Linked DNA regions of Homo sapiens: regions 2 and 3 are each linked to region 1. The links are chromatin contacts, found by Hi-C in ENCODE. All regions are on one chromosome and are shown on one strand. Each heading gives the region's core, a stretch centred on a gene start or an enhancer-like site at or near the end of the contact. The rest is flanking DNA. Distances are from core to core; before and after follow the strand shown. Region 1 holds the start of TAB3 (TGF-beta activated kinase 1 (MAP3K7) binding protein 3). Region 2 has its middle 16 kb from the start of TASL. Region 3 overlaps DMD (dystrophin).

Region 1 (4,576 bases), core at 1,602-4,101:
TTGACAACCAATAGAGGACTTACAGCAGCATTGAAAAGTAAGAGAGACAAAGGGCTGAGGAGAGAGAGGCTAGATGGAAGAAAGAGCTTCATTTGTGTCCTGAGAGGTACTCCTGAATCTCCCCAGTGGGACCCTAAGAAGAACTCACAGAAGAAATCAACAAAGAGCCAATTTTCGGCATTTGCCATGTCCAGAGAGGACAAAGCCATCTTATGAAAGGATCAGTAAAGCAACACCTTGCCACCTCCATTTCTATCCTCTTCATCCCTGGAGGAGATACAGCTATGGTTAGCAAGATAGGGTAGGAGAAGTAGAAGCCTAAGGGACGGAAAGAGAAGGGTTACACCTGCTTCCTTGACTCCAAGCTCCTCATTGGTGGTAGGATCCAACTGGGAGAGAGGACAAGATATAACTTCAAATAAGGTCTGGGTTTTGATAATTTTATGGGGCTTCTGGTTGTCCCCTCAATGTTTTTTCCAAAGTCATGGAATGTTTAGCTAGTTACAGGACTGCTTAGAATAAGACCACATTTCACAGTCTCCCTTGCAGGTAGATGCAATAACGTGATTAAGTTCTGGCCAGTGGGTTGTGAACATAAGTTGATGGTAACAACTTCTGGGTCATGCCCTTAAAGGAAATGGGTAGGCTTTCACACCCTTGATGACTGAAATGTGATGTCGTGCTGAGCCATTCTGGACCATGTAGACTAGGACGACAGTCTAGGAATGGTGGAGCAAGAAGACATAGGGAGACTAAACCGTGGCTCACTTTGTGGAACAGAGCTGCCGTATTAGTCCACTTTTGCCACGTAATAAGGAAAAGTCTCAGTGCCATGCTACAATAAGCATTTATTTCTCACTCATGGGTTTGTGAGTTGGCTGGGGCTGCTCTGCTTGGTCCGAAACCTGAACTTGAAGCAGGTTTTCTACAAATGTTTCAGCACGATGGGCCCCAGTATGTGGGGTGTGTGATAGGAGTGAATGACCCCCTTTCTGACCACATCCAGCTTCCAAAATGAGTGGCTCTTGACACTGGAGCTGCTCTACTTCAGGATGTGGGTCAAGTTCAGCTCCAGTCCAGGTGTCACATTCTCATCCCCAGGCTAGAGGGAGATTGGAAGCTCCCAGAGGGACAGGAGAACTTCCTTCCCATAGCAGCAGTTGGATCCTTTGCAGTTTCCCCACACTTGCAGAGACAACGTCTTGAGCCCCACTCAAAGACACGAGCACCAGCAGATGCTGCTCCTTTCTCAGAGGTCTGAGTTTTACCTCCACAAGGCAATTCCTCTAAACGTCTAAATTGTAATAATCCCAACCTCTTCCCTTCCTCCTCCTAGCTCTAGGCATAGTAGCTGCTTCCTGCAGTTGCTACCTCTGCGATACATTAAGAGTTCTCTCTGACCTTATCAGTTGCCTAATAATCAATTCTTGATATTAAATTCTCTTGGTTGAAATAATTGGGGTGGTTTGTTTCCTGCTATCGCCCTGAGTGATTCACTGGACTAAATCCTATGCCTGTCAGACACCGCTCAAGAATTTTCTCTTTGGCTGGGCGCGGTGGCTCACCACCTGTAATCCCAGCACTTTGGGAGGCCGAGGCGGGCAGATCACCTGAGGTCAGGAGTTCAAGACCAGCCTGGTCAACAGGAGAAACCCTGTCTCTACCAAAACTAATCAGCCGGGCATGGTGGCACACACCTGTAGTCGCAGCTACTCGGGAGGCTGAGGCACGAGAATCACTTGAACCTGGGAGGCTGAGGTTGGAGTGAGCCGAGATCACACCACTGCACTCCAGCCTAGGCAACAGAGTGAGACTCGGTCTCAAAAAAAAAAAAAGGAATTTCCTCTTTGATGTATTTTATATCCTCCCCCCATATCTGTCACTCCTCTCTGTACTCATTTCTATCATAGAACTTACTGTGCTAAAGTGTCGTCATTGTTTTTTCTCATTCATCTCCATCCCAGACCAATAGCTCCCTGAGATCACAGCATTTCCTCAGTAGCTGGCACATAGGAAACTGAACAACACACGTTTGAATGAATGAGCAAGAAAAAATAAAATAGGAAAAAGAATTATTAGTATCAGATGGCTCATGTAGCACTAAAAATGAAAGAGAAAGTTAGATGGTGATGTGGGAAACAGGAGGACTGTGGCTGCCAACTGTGAGGCCATCTGCAAGCACACAGCAAGAAGCTCTTGATTAATAATGTGAACCCATAACAGGATGAAGAAGGTGCAGCTGAGGCTTTGCACAGAATACTCGGTGACAAAACCCATAAGGACAAGCAAAGGGTTAGAAGACTCCCGGGGACGCAAAAAGTGTGTTGGCCATTCGGGCTCCTGAGGGATGACCAAGCCTTAAGGGACGCCTCTCACTTGGTGCCTGGTCCTGCCAAGCCCTTTACTGGGTTTCTTGACTGGGTTTCATTACCCCGCCCCGCGCCACTAGTGGAAACAGGTAAAACCTGGAGAACTAGGTCCTACTTTAGGGGCCGTTCCGGGCATGCGTCATTACCCGCGCACGCAGGCGCAGTAACTTCTTCGGTAACTGGTACTGCCCATTTCCGATATGGGAAGCGTTTGCTCAGGCTTCCCTAACTTATCACCTTTCCTTTGGGCCCCCGCCCTCCTGTTCCTGTGGGGGAAGCCTCGCGAGATCGCCCTGGGCAGTACCCGGCGGCGCCATCTTTGTGCCTGGCGAGCGACGGCGCCCGACGGAAGCCCTGAAGCCAGAGCTTGCTTGCCAAGCTCTCGCTCAGACCGGATCTAGGAAATACGAGGCGGGCCTCGGTGGGAGGGACGCACTGAGGGAGGAGGGAGGAAAGGGGGCGGCGGCGGCGGCGGCGGCTCACACCGGATCCCGGCCCTGCACGGCGCGTACCCTGGGGGTTCGGGCGGGGAAGCGGCGCCGGCCCGGACCCCCCGCGGGAGTAGGCGACGGGCGTGAGGGCGAGGCGGCGGCGGCGGCGGCCAGAGAGCAGCAGCCGCCTGGTGAGTGTCCGCGGGGAGGCCCGGCACCTGCCCGAGCAGGGACGTCGGGGGCGCCCCCGGGATCGTCCCAGTGACCCTGTGCCTGAGACGGTGGGCGTGTGCGCAACTGCGGCGTCCCGGGGACTCACCCCGGCCCGGGACTGCGGCTGACAGCGGGAACTGCGGGGCTGCCGGAGGTTTGCGCAGGGCCTGGCGCGTCCGCGCCCGCCCCAGACGCCCCGAGAGGCCGAGGGGAGAGGGAGTGGCTGGGGTGGGGTGTCGACTTGATTGGCCTTGGTCCCCCAAACGGAGGGGACGATGCCCTTCCTCGCCGGACCCTAGGCATTGCGGAGAGTGAGCCTCTGTGGACCGGCTTTAAGCCCCCAGGAAGGTGTTTGAGGATGAGGACTAGCAGCACCAGCGTGGGGGCCGTTGAGGGTGTTGAGAGATGTGAAGGTTAGTAGCAGTATAGTAAGAATTGTTGGAGAGGAGGTTTCCAGATGACTGTTGGTAGGTGTTGAGTAAGGAGAAAACACTGCTTTCCTTTAAAGATCGCACAAGCAGTCCTCTGAGGTCCAACAACAGATTAGAGTTATTCCCAGTTGGAGTTCTGTAGTTTACTACCGTGTGCCAGCTCATAAAGTGCGTAAAAGCAGGATTTGAAGGGTGAGGGACAGGTGAGGCATAAAGTAAGCTGCATAAAAAGATCCAAAGTTTGTTAATGTGTTAAAGTGTAAATCCTTCTGTTTCTACTGAAATGTAACTTATTTAAATTATTTAAGAAAACTTGCCACCTTTGGTCCAGACCGGGCTTGTCAGTTCGATGTGTTTCTTCAGTGACGTTTGTCAATCAGGCAGTCATTTTGGCATACAGTATATTTACTTCTGGTTTCTAAAAGAACAAGAATGAATGAGAAAAGGGAACAGTTTGGCAAACTGAGCTTTCTTTGCGCACTTTTTCATTTTGAAAGGATAAGAGAATTTACTTTTTTCTTTGCTTTAGTAATGATTTGCAGTAGTATACAAGAACACGTGGAAGAAGAAAGGGTTTTTTGAGATGAGAGTTTAATTTTGCACAGTGTTAAATTATAAAGGGCCTCATCACCCATGGTAAGTTTTGTGATGGTGTGTTTTATGAACACCGGAAGAATACAGGCACATACATATACATGCTTTTTAGTCAGTGTGTGATATGAATCTTTACAACCGTAGGGACAGCCCCCGCCCCCACTTGCTTACAACTGGCTTAATCAAGGGAAAGACTTCAGTGAAGGTAAATATTAAATATGTGATTTTCATCTTCACATCTGAAAGAACATAATCTGCATTCAGTCACCCTGAATTTTCATCCATATGTTTATTTGATGGAGTCTTCCCCTCAGTTATAGATACCACATTGTGTACAGTTTGTTGGAGCAAACAGAGCTAACGTCGATTATATTCAGGCACTGGAGATCCTCACAGCTACCCTATGCTAAAGATAATGTTATGCCGATTGCACAGAACAATACTAACCTCCAATATTCTTTGGCGACTTCGCTGAGGAGATTATATAGCTGGTAAATTGCAGAGCTAGAACTCAAACTCATGTAGGTCTGATTCTAGA
Region 2 (4,540 bases), core at 608-3,107, 300 kb after region 1:
CAGGGGAGTCCATATCAAAACATTCTCGTAATAATACCAAGATGCTGTTTTCCTTTTTCACTGTATTAACGATTGCACTGGTGGTGCAAAAGCAATAAACAAAATTCCGACTCCTTAGCGTGTATCAAGGCAGTGGTGCTAAACTTTACTAGTAGTCATTGTATTTTTCATCCCCACACACTCACAGTTTTAAACTCACAGGTTGCAGTGAGCAGAGATCGTGCCACTGCACTCCACCTGGCGACAGAGTGGGACTCCATCTCAATAAAATAAAATAAAATATAATATAATATAAAAAATAAAGTTAAAAAATTTAAAAAAATTTAAAAGCCTCTCTCATTTAAGAATGTCCTTGATGAAACAGCAAGAATTATTAATTTTATTAAATCTTGACTCAAGTACACTTAAAAAACTTCCCTGCAATGAAATATGAGGCATGCATAAAGCACTTCCGCTGCACACTGAAGTAGAATAGATGCCGCCAGGAAAAGCATTTGAGTGATTGGGTTGATGGCTTAACTAGTGGCTTTTCTCGTGAAACACTATTTTTACTCCAAAGAGCAACTGGCAAACCATGGTTTTTCAGACTTGGAGATCTGGCAAACATTTGCTTGAAAATGAATGAAGTCTGTTTGTCACTTCAAGGAAAACAACTGACAGTATATATGTGGCCAACAATGAAACTCAAGTGTTCAAATGAATATTACAATTTTGAAAAACCTATTCCACTATTGGGATTTTGACAGCATCTCAGTACCTACTGACTCTCCTGATGAGACTGGTTGTGATATTAACAAATGTGATGTTTTGATATTATACAGTAGGAAATGTGCCAGCATTTGGAAGGGCTGCATAACTCAGGGAACTGATATTTTTTCAAATGACCAATGTATGATATAAAATCTTGCATGAGTAAATGATGCATTAAAAGTATAAGATGGATCAATGGGTTTTAATATAATGAAGTACAAGAAGTTCATAATATACTTTCTGTTCCACATTACAAGCAACCTTTAAGAAATTGTCACTTGTCAAGTTTTGGTGTTGTGTCCAAGAGGAATATCCACAGTTATCTGAAAAGCTTTTAACACACTCTTTCCTTTTTCAACAGCATATTTCTGAGAGGCTGGATTTTCTTCATATACTTCAAGTAGAATTCTTCAATCAAAACAGCTTATCCCAATAGATTAAATGCAGAAACTAATTGTCTTCTATAAGCCAGGTGTTAAAGAGATTTGTAGAAATAGAAAAGGATGCTACTCTTCTCGTTAATTTTTTTGAAAAATAATTTTTAAATCAAAAGTACATTATTTATATTACCACATAATGGGTCTATTATTATAATTATTAAATGGGCCAATAAATGTTTCAAAATTTCTTAGTTTTAATTTTGCTTATGGACAATATCAATATAACCCACATAAGAGCTCTTTGAAATTCTCCATAATTTTGTTTGCTTGTTTTGTTTCTTTATAGACAGGGTCTTGCTTGTTGAGTGCAGTGACTATTCACAGGTGTAGTCGTAGCTCACTGCAGCCTTGAACTCCTGGGCTTAAGCAATCCTCCTGCCTCAGCCTCCCAAGTAACTGGGACTGAAGGCACGCACCACTCTCCACAATTTTCAAGTGTGTAAAGGAATCCTGACACCAAAACGTTTTATAACTGCTACTTTAGATCATTATTTCTGAACACTAGAATGGCTCAACACTAGAATCACCTAGGGAACTTTAAAAAATGACCAATGCTTGGCACCAACCCAGATAAATTAGAGTATTTGTGTTTGCAACCCAGGTATTAATATATATGTACTTTTAGAAACTCACCAGGTGGCGCACCTGTACTCCCAGCTACTAGTGGGGCTGAGGCAGGATGATCGCTTAAGCCCAGGAGGTTGAGGCTGCAGTGAGCTGTGATTGCACCACTGCACTCCAGCTTGGGTGACAGAGTGAGACCCTGTTTAAAAAAAAAAAAAAAAAACAGCGAAAAAACTCCCCAGATATTACTAATGTACATCCAAAGTTAAAAACTATTGCTGTAGGGTAGTCTAATCGTAAGAATCTTCTGAGGCAGTTGTTAAATGTGGCAGTCCCAGGTCCAAATCTAATGAACCAAATCTCCAGGGGAAGGGCCTAGAAAATCTGCATATTTAATAAGCACATCAGGTGATTCTTAAAATGAGATAATTTGGGAAACATTCCACCTTTCTCTTCCCAACTTCCTCATTCTTGATGACAGGCTCATTAGTTGCTAACAAAGGCATTATTCAACTAAATTCGACCCACAGAAGTTTGGAGTATATGCCTTAAAACCTATCTTTTAATGTGAGATTTTGCTGCAGAAATGGCTTTAAAACTTAAAGTTTTGAAAGTATAAAGACACAGTAGTTAGTTGTTTGACAAGGCACTATTCTCGTGTGGAAGGTCTCTTGTCCAGGCAACTCAAATTTCACAGTTTTGTGGGGGGCACTTTATGAATTTGAGTTGGGTAAATGAATGAATTCTGCATGGGCAGCTGACTCTTCACCTTAAATGTTCAGAGGGACCTACGTCAGAGGACCAGAAAGAACCAGTTTTTCTGACTTGATCATCTTGTAATTCAGATAAAAGCTTTGTAAATACAAAAAAACATGTCCTCATGAATTGCAAGAAGGAAAATAGACCCAAGGAGAGGTTCAAATGGATTACCTTGGAGTGCAGACTAGAAAGGGGTTTATGGGAATCACTTGAGAAGTGAAACTTGCCCGAATAGAATATATCCTCAAATTCCGACTTTTTCTCTTCTGGTGAAACAGGAAGAAGGCACTGTCAGTATTAAATAGTAATTTCCTGTCTGCAACACCACAGTCATTTTTTTTTTCCTGATCAGAGAAGTCCCTGAACTACGAGCCTTTTGGAGGTAGAAATCAAACCTTAGTGGTTTTTATGTATAAAATGCCTAATACCTGGCCCTTAATAAATGCTCAATAAGTAGTTTCTGAATTGAATAAAGTAGTGATCAAGTCTAGATCTCGATGTTAAAAAGGTACAAAAATTCTATAATTCTACATGGAGCATTTCTTTTTTTTTCTTTTGAGACGGATTCTCACTTTGTTGCCCAGGCTGGAGTACTGTGGTGTGATCTTGGCTCACTGCAACCTCCGCCTCCCAGGTTCAAAAGCAATTCTCCTGTCTCAGCTTCTCCAGTACTGGGACTATAGGCGCACACCACCACGCCCGGTTAATTTTTGTATTTTTAGTAGAGATGGGGTTTCACCATGTTGGCCAGGCTGGTCTTGAACTCCTGACCTCAGGTGATCCACCCGCCTCGGCCTCCCAAAGTGCTGGGATGACAGGCGTGAGTCACCGAGCCTGGCCTATATGGAACATTTCTTTAAGGTAACTTGTGTTCAACAAGGCTCACATTGAAAATTGTAAAAATTGTAAGAAAAACTTAGTTCTTCCAGAAAAGATACACATAAAATTGAAAACAATGTTTTCCTTTGGAAAGTGGAAATAAGGGAGTTAGGGGAGAAGACTTTTTTCTTTATAGCTCTGTACCATTATATATATTTTAAACCACGAGCAGGTAATTTATATAAATTATTTTTAAATGACAAGTTCAAAATTTGAATTGCATAATCATTTAAGCGGAGATGTTGAAGGGACTTTGGAAATCCCTCTCCCTTCCCCAGCCCCAACTCACAGAAAAGTTCCAACGGCCTCCTCACTGTTACCTACATGTGGCAGTTGTTAGAATGCCCACAGTTGTCCACTTCTTCCATCAAGAGGTAGATTAATGAGAGTTAATCCAAAGTAATTGTACAGAAATATATTAATTTTATCCTTTCCTATCCTATTACTATTTAATTAACTCAGTAATCTATACTTCTTTGATACTTGCACAATACCTTTAAAAACTGTAATTTATCTTTTTACATATTTGTCTGATTTCTGCCATTGTACTGTTGATTCTGAATGGTAGGAAGTTTTTCTCATCTCTGTCTCAAAACGCTGTGTACTAGATGTTGTATATAATACATAGAGAATAGTCCTCTGGCTTTGGAGTCAGAAAAGCCTGGGTCCAAATTCCTGGCCCTGACTTCCTGTGTGACTTTGGACAAAGTAATTAGCCTCTCTGAAATCCAAACTTTTCTTATTTTAAAAAATAATCAAACATGCTCTATAGGATTATTTTGAGGATTAAATGACATAAATCAAACCTTTTAGTCTATAATGCACGTATAGTAGGCATTCTGCAAATAAGAGCTTTTGCTATATAAAGGCTTAAGATGCAGAACGTAGGTGCCTTGAAACCTTGTTACTCAAAGTGTAGTCCTCCACAGATGAGCACCATTGCCATCCCATGGGAGATTGTTAGAAATATAGAATGTCAGGGCACACCCCAGATCTACTGAATCTGGATTTAAACAGGATTCCCAGGTGATTCATATGCGTGTCAAAGTTTGAGAAGCATTGTCTTAAAAGACCATTCTTATTGTATATGTTTAAAGTGTACAGCATAATGTTTTAATATATTGATCTTAATATACATATACATAGTG
Region 3 (4,732 bases), core at 1,668-4,167, 340 kb before region 1:
CCACCGCACCTGGCCTACATATGAATATTTGATTATTATCCATCTCCTTCGCTACACTGCAAAGTCAATAAAGGCAGAGATTTATTTTGGTTACCAGTGTATTCCATGTACTTGGCATGGTTCTTGGCTTATAGTACATGCACAATAAATATTGAAAGGATAGATGAAAGGATTATGGATAGATGAATGTCTTTTAAGCAGTTATAAAACAGTTCTGCCTAAAGAGTCTTTTTTAATCAGTAGTATTACTTCAAATACATATTTAAATACACATATGTTATAAATATATAAAATATGTATTTAAATATGTCATTTGTACTATTTTAAATGTATTTAAAATAATATATGTTATATATTAAAATAATACTAATGATTTTTAAAAGATCAGGCAACACTGCTTTGTAGCTTTTTAGAAGACATTTATCCTTATGGATCCATAATTATTATGGATTGTATGTTTTATATATAATGAAGGTTTTGGGAGTTAGAGCCCTGATCCTTCCGCTCTTGAAGCTTGATTTAAAGGAGCATGGCACAGTGGTGCCTATATGAGTCAGCCCTCCATTATCTGGGGCAGAATTCAGGCCCCAGAAATGGTACTTAAGATACACAGTTCTCCCCCAGAAAACTTTATATCGGCCATTTGTTACAGAAACTGCTTTCTCAACAAACCTTTTACCAGGGCAGCTAACAATGAGCAAAACTAATTTGAATTTCAACTCTGCCATTATTACAGTGTTGCTAAGAAGTAGTGAGATTCTGCTGAGGAAGGCCAAGCAAGAGGAGGGAGCCAGAAATGCCTTAAACAATCCACAGCCAGGATTTTGTGCTATCTTTTATTTCACAGTTGAACTTCTCAGTATTTTTTGGTTCATAACCTTTTTCTCTTTTCCTCAATTCTGAGTCTTCCACATTTGTGCCATACTAGGTACTTTATTGCTTCTCTCCCTTTTTTTTTTTTCTTGAGATGGAGTCTCATTCTGTCGCCCAGGCTGAAGTGCAGTGGTGCGATCTCAGCTCACTACAACCTCCACCTCCTGGGTTCAAGCAATTATCCTGCTTCAGCCTCCTGAGTAGCTAGGATTACAGGTGTGCACCACCATGCCTGGCTAATTTTTTTGTGTTTTTAATAGAGACGGGGTTTCACCATGTTGGCCAGGCTGCTCTCGAACTCCTGACCTCGTGATCCGCCCGCCTCGACCTCCATAAGTGCTGGGATTACAGGTGTGAGCCACCACACCTGGCCCTCTCCTTCATTTCTTAGAAGAGTTTTACAAAGTCATTGGTGATAAATAAGTAATACCATTTCACATCTGGAAACATAACTTGATAGTAATTATAAATTCACAGACTGTACTTTCTGTACTTATCTAAGTATGAATGCATAATTCCTGTTTATCTGTGTGTAGGTTTATTTTTCCCCCATTTAAGTAAAGCTCTATGTTGATGATGAGGTTTTTACGAGTTGAGATTTTAAGAGGCCTCAAATATATCTAAAAAATTATAGACCAAGTATGATGTGTTAGTGTTCCTCTTCTCTCAGCTAATTCTTTAAAGATATGTTCCAGAATTCCTGGTCTGTTCTTGAAGATCTCCCAATAATTCTAGACTTCTGAAGCCTGGATATTTTGGCTTAATTTGCTTTCAAGACAGACTGGATTTAAATTACTCAATTTGTCTGAAGTCTCATTAAGATCCAAGGTTCTTGTCTGTTCTAGTGAGTTTGAGCTGGCAAGAATAATACTTGTCATCTGAAAAGTCCATTAGAATCCTTTGGAGGAGTGAGACTGGAAAATTGGAGACATATTATTATATTTTAAAATATGCCACCTTTCTATAATAGGAGTATGTGGGGAGACTGCCTTGTTTTGGCTTCTTGGGAAAATTTGGAAAATTAGTAAAATAGGCAGGCAGTAGTAGTTCAATGCGTATTGTATGCCAAACACTGAATTTAGAACAATACTCCCCCAAAAGCATATGTGCTCTAAATTTTATTTTTCACTTACCACCTGGGAGATTTGGATTAAATTTCTTCTGGGAAATAGAGTTGGTATGAAGAAACAAAGACCACTATACCAATTTATCTGTTGGAATAATCATTTAGCCGTACAGCTCTTTCCACTCATAAAGTTAATGAGGTCATTATTGTTCTTTCTAGCTAATAGATAGGCATATTGAAACCTTAGGCCTTTCCAAAAAGTCTCCATAAGCCATTGGAAAGATAGACTAAAACACTCCTTGTTTTAAATTCTAGACCTCAGTTCAGTCAGAGATAGTAGGATTTTTGCAGTATTATTAAAAAGACAGAAACCAGCTATAAAATTGAAATGAAGGGACTTAATGTTTTTTTTCTGTAATATCTTTGGAATGCTTCCATGGCTTTAAAATGCTGAGGTGTTTCTCACTATTTTTCAAAAGCATGTAACATGTAGATATGTGACGCAAACTTGACCAGTTGTTCCTCTTTTCTGGTGAATTTTGACACCTGCTACTATTACACAGAGTAAAAGTGAAAGTCATAAAACAGAAATACTTACCAAAGTCAAGAAAAATGCATAGACTAAACAAAGGGGCAAGAGAAGCCTATTACTTGTTTCATGTTTCAAAATAAAAGATGAATGGCCTATCACTTCAGTAGTTGGAAATTCAACTTGAGAAGGTAGGTGGTTTGATGTTTGCCCTTGTTCCTTACGTTTCTAGATTTCTCTATTTATAGGCTAGAACCAGCCCTGGATAAAATAATACAAGTTATGAAGAGAAATGTGCAGTTCAGCATTTTTACCCTTCTGAAGTGCGCTTTCTCCCAGCTGCCATGGAAACATGGCGTAACTGGTTTCTTGGATAGTCTCACTCCTCTTGAGTTCCGGCTGTGAGAGCTAGTGAGCTCATTACAACTTGGATCAGAGTCCTGGAAAGTCAGCTCCCAGGGAAAGTGGAGGACAGTCTCTCATGGGGCACGGGAATGGGGGGCTTTAGCTTTATTAAACTGCATACATACTTTCACTACACAGTCATCCCAAGCTTTAGCCCAGGACAGTGTCACATTGTTCACAGCTGTATTGCATCTTGAGGTTTCTGTGTGCATCCTACACACTTTCCTAAGGCAGAGACTTATCTCTTCCAGCTGTAAGCCGGAGGGAGTGGTGCTGCAGACTCCTAGCAACACATGCGGACTCAAACAACACAGGCAGTTAACTCTCTTGAGTAGTAGACTTGTAGGGCACCAGAACTCCGTTGCAGTTCACTGACAGTTACCAGATATACATTTGTATGGCTTCCGTAGCATTGTGATGGAAGCTAAACGTTTGCCCTGCTACTTTCTTTTTTTTTTTTTTTTATTTTTTTATTTTTTTTTTATTATACTTTAAGTTTTAGGGTACATGTGCACATTGTGCAGGTTAGTTACATATGTATACATGTGCCATGCTGGTGCGCTGCACCCACTAACTCGTCATCTAGCATTAGGTATATCACCCAGTGCTATCCCCCCCACTCCCCCCACCCCACCACAGTCCCCAGAGTGTGATATTCCCCTTCCTGTGTCCATGTGATCTCATTGTTCAATTCCCACCTATGAGTGAGAATATGCGGTGTTTGGTTTTTTGTTCTTGCGATAGTTTACTGAGAATGATGATTTCCAATTTCATCCATGTCCCTACAAAGGACATGAACTCATCCTTTTTTATGGCTGCATAGTATTCCATGGTGTATATGTGCCACATTTTCTTAATCCAGTCTATCATTGTTGGACATTTGGGTTGGTTCCAAGTCTTTGCTATTGTGAATAATGCCACAATGTGAAGGACCTCTTCAAGGAGAACTACAAACCACTGCTCAAGGAAATAAAAGAGGATACAAACAAATGGAAGAACATTCCATGCTCATGGGTAGGAAGAATCAATATCGTGAAAATGGTCATACTGCCCAAGGTAATTTACAGATTCAATGCCATCCCCATCAAGCTACCAATGACTTTCTTCACAGAATTGGAAAAAACTACTTTAAAGTTCATATGGAACCAAAAAAGAGCCCGCATTGCCAAGTCAGTCCTAAGCCAAAAGAACAAAGCTGGAGGCATTCCCTGCTACTTTCTTCTGGTATGCCTGAATCACTGTTTGAGAATGGATTGGACTTTGGTGCGTGGAAAACTGGTAGCAGAAGGCTTATTCACTGCAGTGGGTTGGGGGTAGGCTGAAAAGATGTCAGGGAGGATTAACTAGAGGCAGAATGTGTCATAGTTAGAAGTATTTAGAAGGGAAGAAAGTTTGAACTCTGATACTGTTCCACACTAATATTCATGCCCTGAAAGAATCAGATCATTCTTGCCTCTCCCACTTGGATCTCTAGCTACTGGAATTTGCCAATTCTTGATATGAACGCTAAGATTTGGATGGAGCTTGTGACCTCATTTAGACCATTTGTTCTAAATGCTGAATAGAACCAGGAAAATAGGAAAAGAGGGTAGAATTGGGGTCATAAGAGAGGAATCGTCGTTCTTTGAAAGAAGAAAGATGATAGGAAACTAGGCACATGAGTTACGAGGCAGTGGAGAAGGAGGATTAGAAAGGGAAAAAAAGAAGAGAAACTTTATGCCAATATCTTCTACAAGATGTTTGGCTGGCACAAAACTAACACTCAATACTTTTGCATAAGTAAAGGAATGAGAGAAAATTTGGGATTGGATGCTTATCCCCTGGAAACTGCTACAGGCTGGTGTTAATGGGAAAGGGAT

What was found. Hi-C counts contacts between places; a loop is a spot of excess contacts on that map. Pooled maps may share reads with other maps.
Region 2: a loop to region 1 is called in a map with no recorded cell type, with 8 times the contacts of the local background. The contact joins the enhancer-like site here to the promoter of TAB3 in region 1. A Hi-C loop is called at or near these places in 7 of 37 single-sample maps with no recorded cell type and 4 of 50 pooled maps.
Region 3: a loop to region 1 is called in a map of B cell, with 5 times the contacts of the local background. The contact joins the enhancer-like site here to the promoter of TAB3 in region 1. A Hi-C loop is called at or near these places in 1 of 168 maps with a recorded cell type or tissue (B cell), 2 of 37 single-sample maps with no recorded cell type and 6 of 50 pooled maps.

The regions. Positions count from the first base shown.
Region 1 is chrX:30,887,529-30,892,104 of GRCh38, reverse strand. It overlaps TAB3 (TGF-beta activated kinase 1 (MAP3K7) binding protein 3), which reads left to right and starts at 2,851. Exons shown (of 11, transcript NM_152787.5): 1 at 2,851-2,991. RefSeq lists an enhancer at 2,476-2,645 and a silencer at 2,806-3,195.
Region 2 is chrX:30,591,293-30,595,832 of GRCh38, reverse strand. No RefSeq gene overlaps it. Among named protein-coding and RNA genes, the nearest start is that of TASL, 16 kb to the right of the region's middle. RefSeq lists a silencer at 1,877-1,986. Within about 2 kb of position 1,857, at least 3 of the 41 ENCODE cell types and tissues checked have a DNase peak (open chromatin) inside an H3K27ac peak, as active enhancers do.
Region 3 is chrX:31,226,881-31,231,612 of GRCh38, reverse strand. All of the region lies in intron 63 of DMD (dystrophin), which reads left to right. Among named protein-coding and RNA genes, the nearest start is that of FTHL17, 160 kb to the right of the region's middle. RefSeq lists silencers at 2,380-2,429, 4,027-4,321. Within about 2 kb of position 2,917, at least 6 of the 41 ENCODE cell types and tissues checked have a DNase peak (open chromatin) inside an H3K27ac peak, as active enhancers do; they include B cell, where a contact is called at or near this core.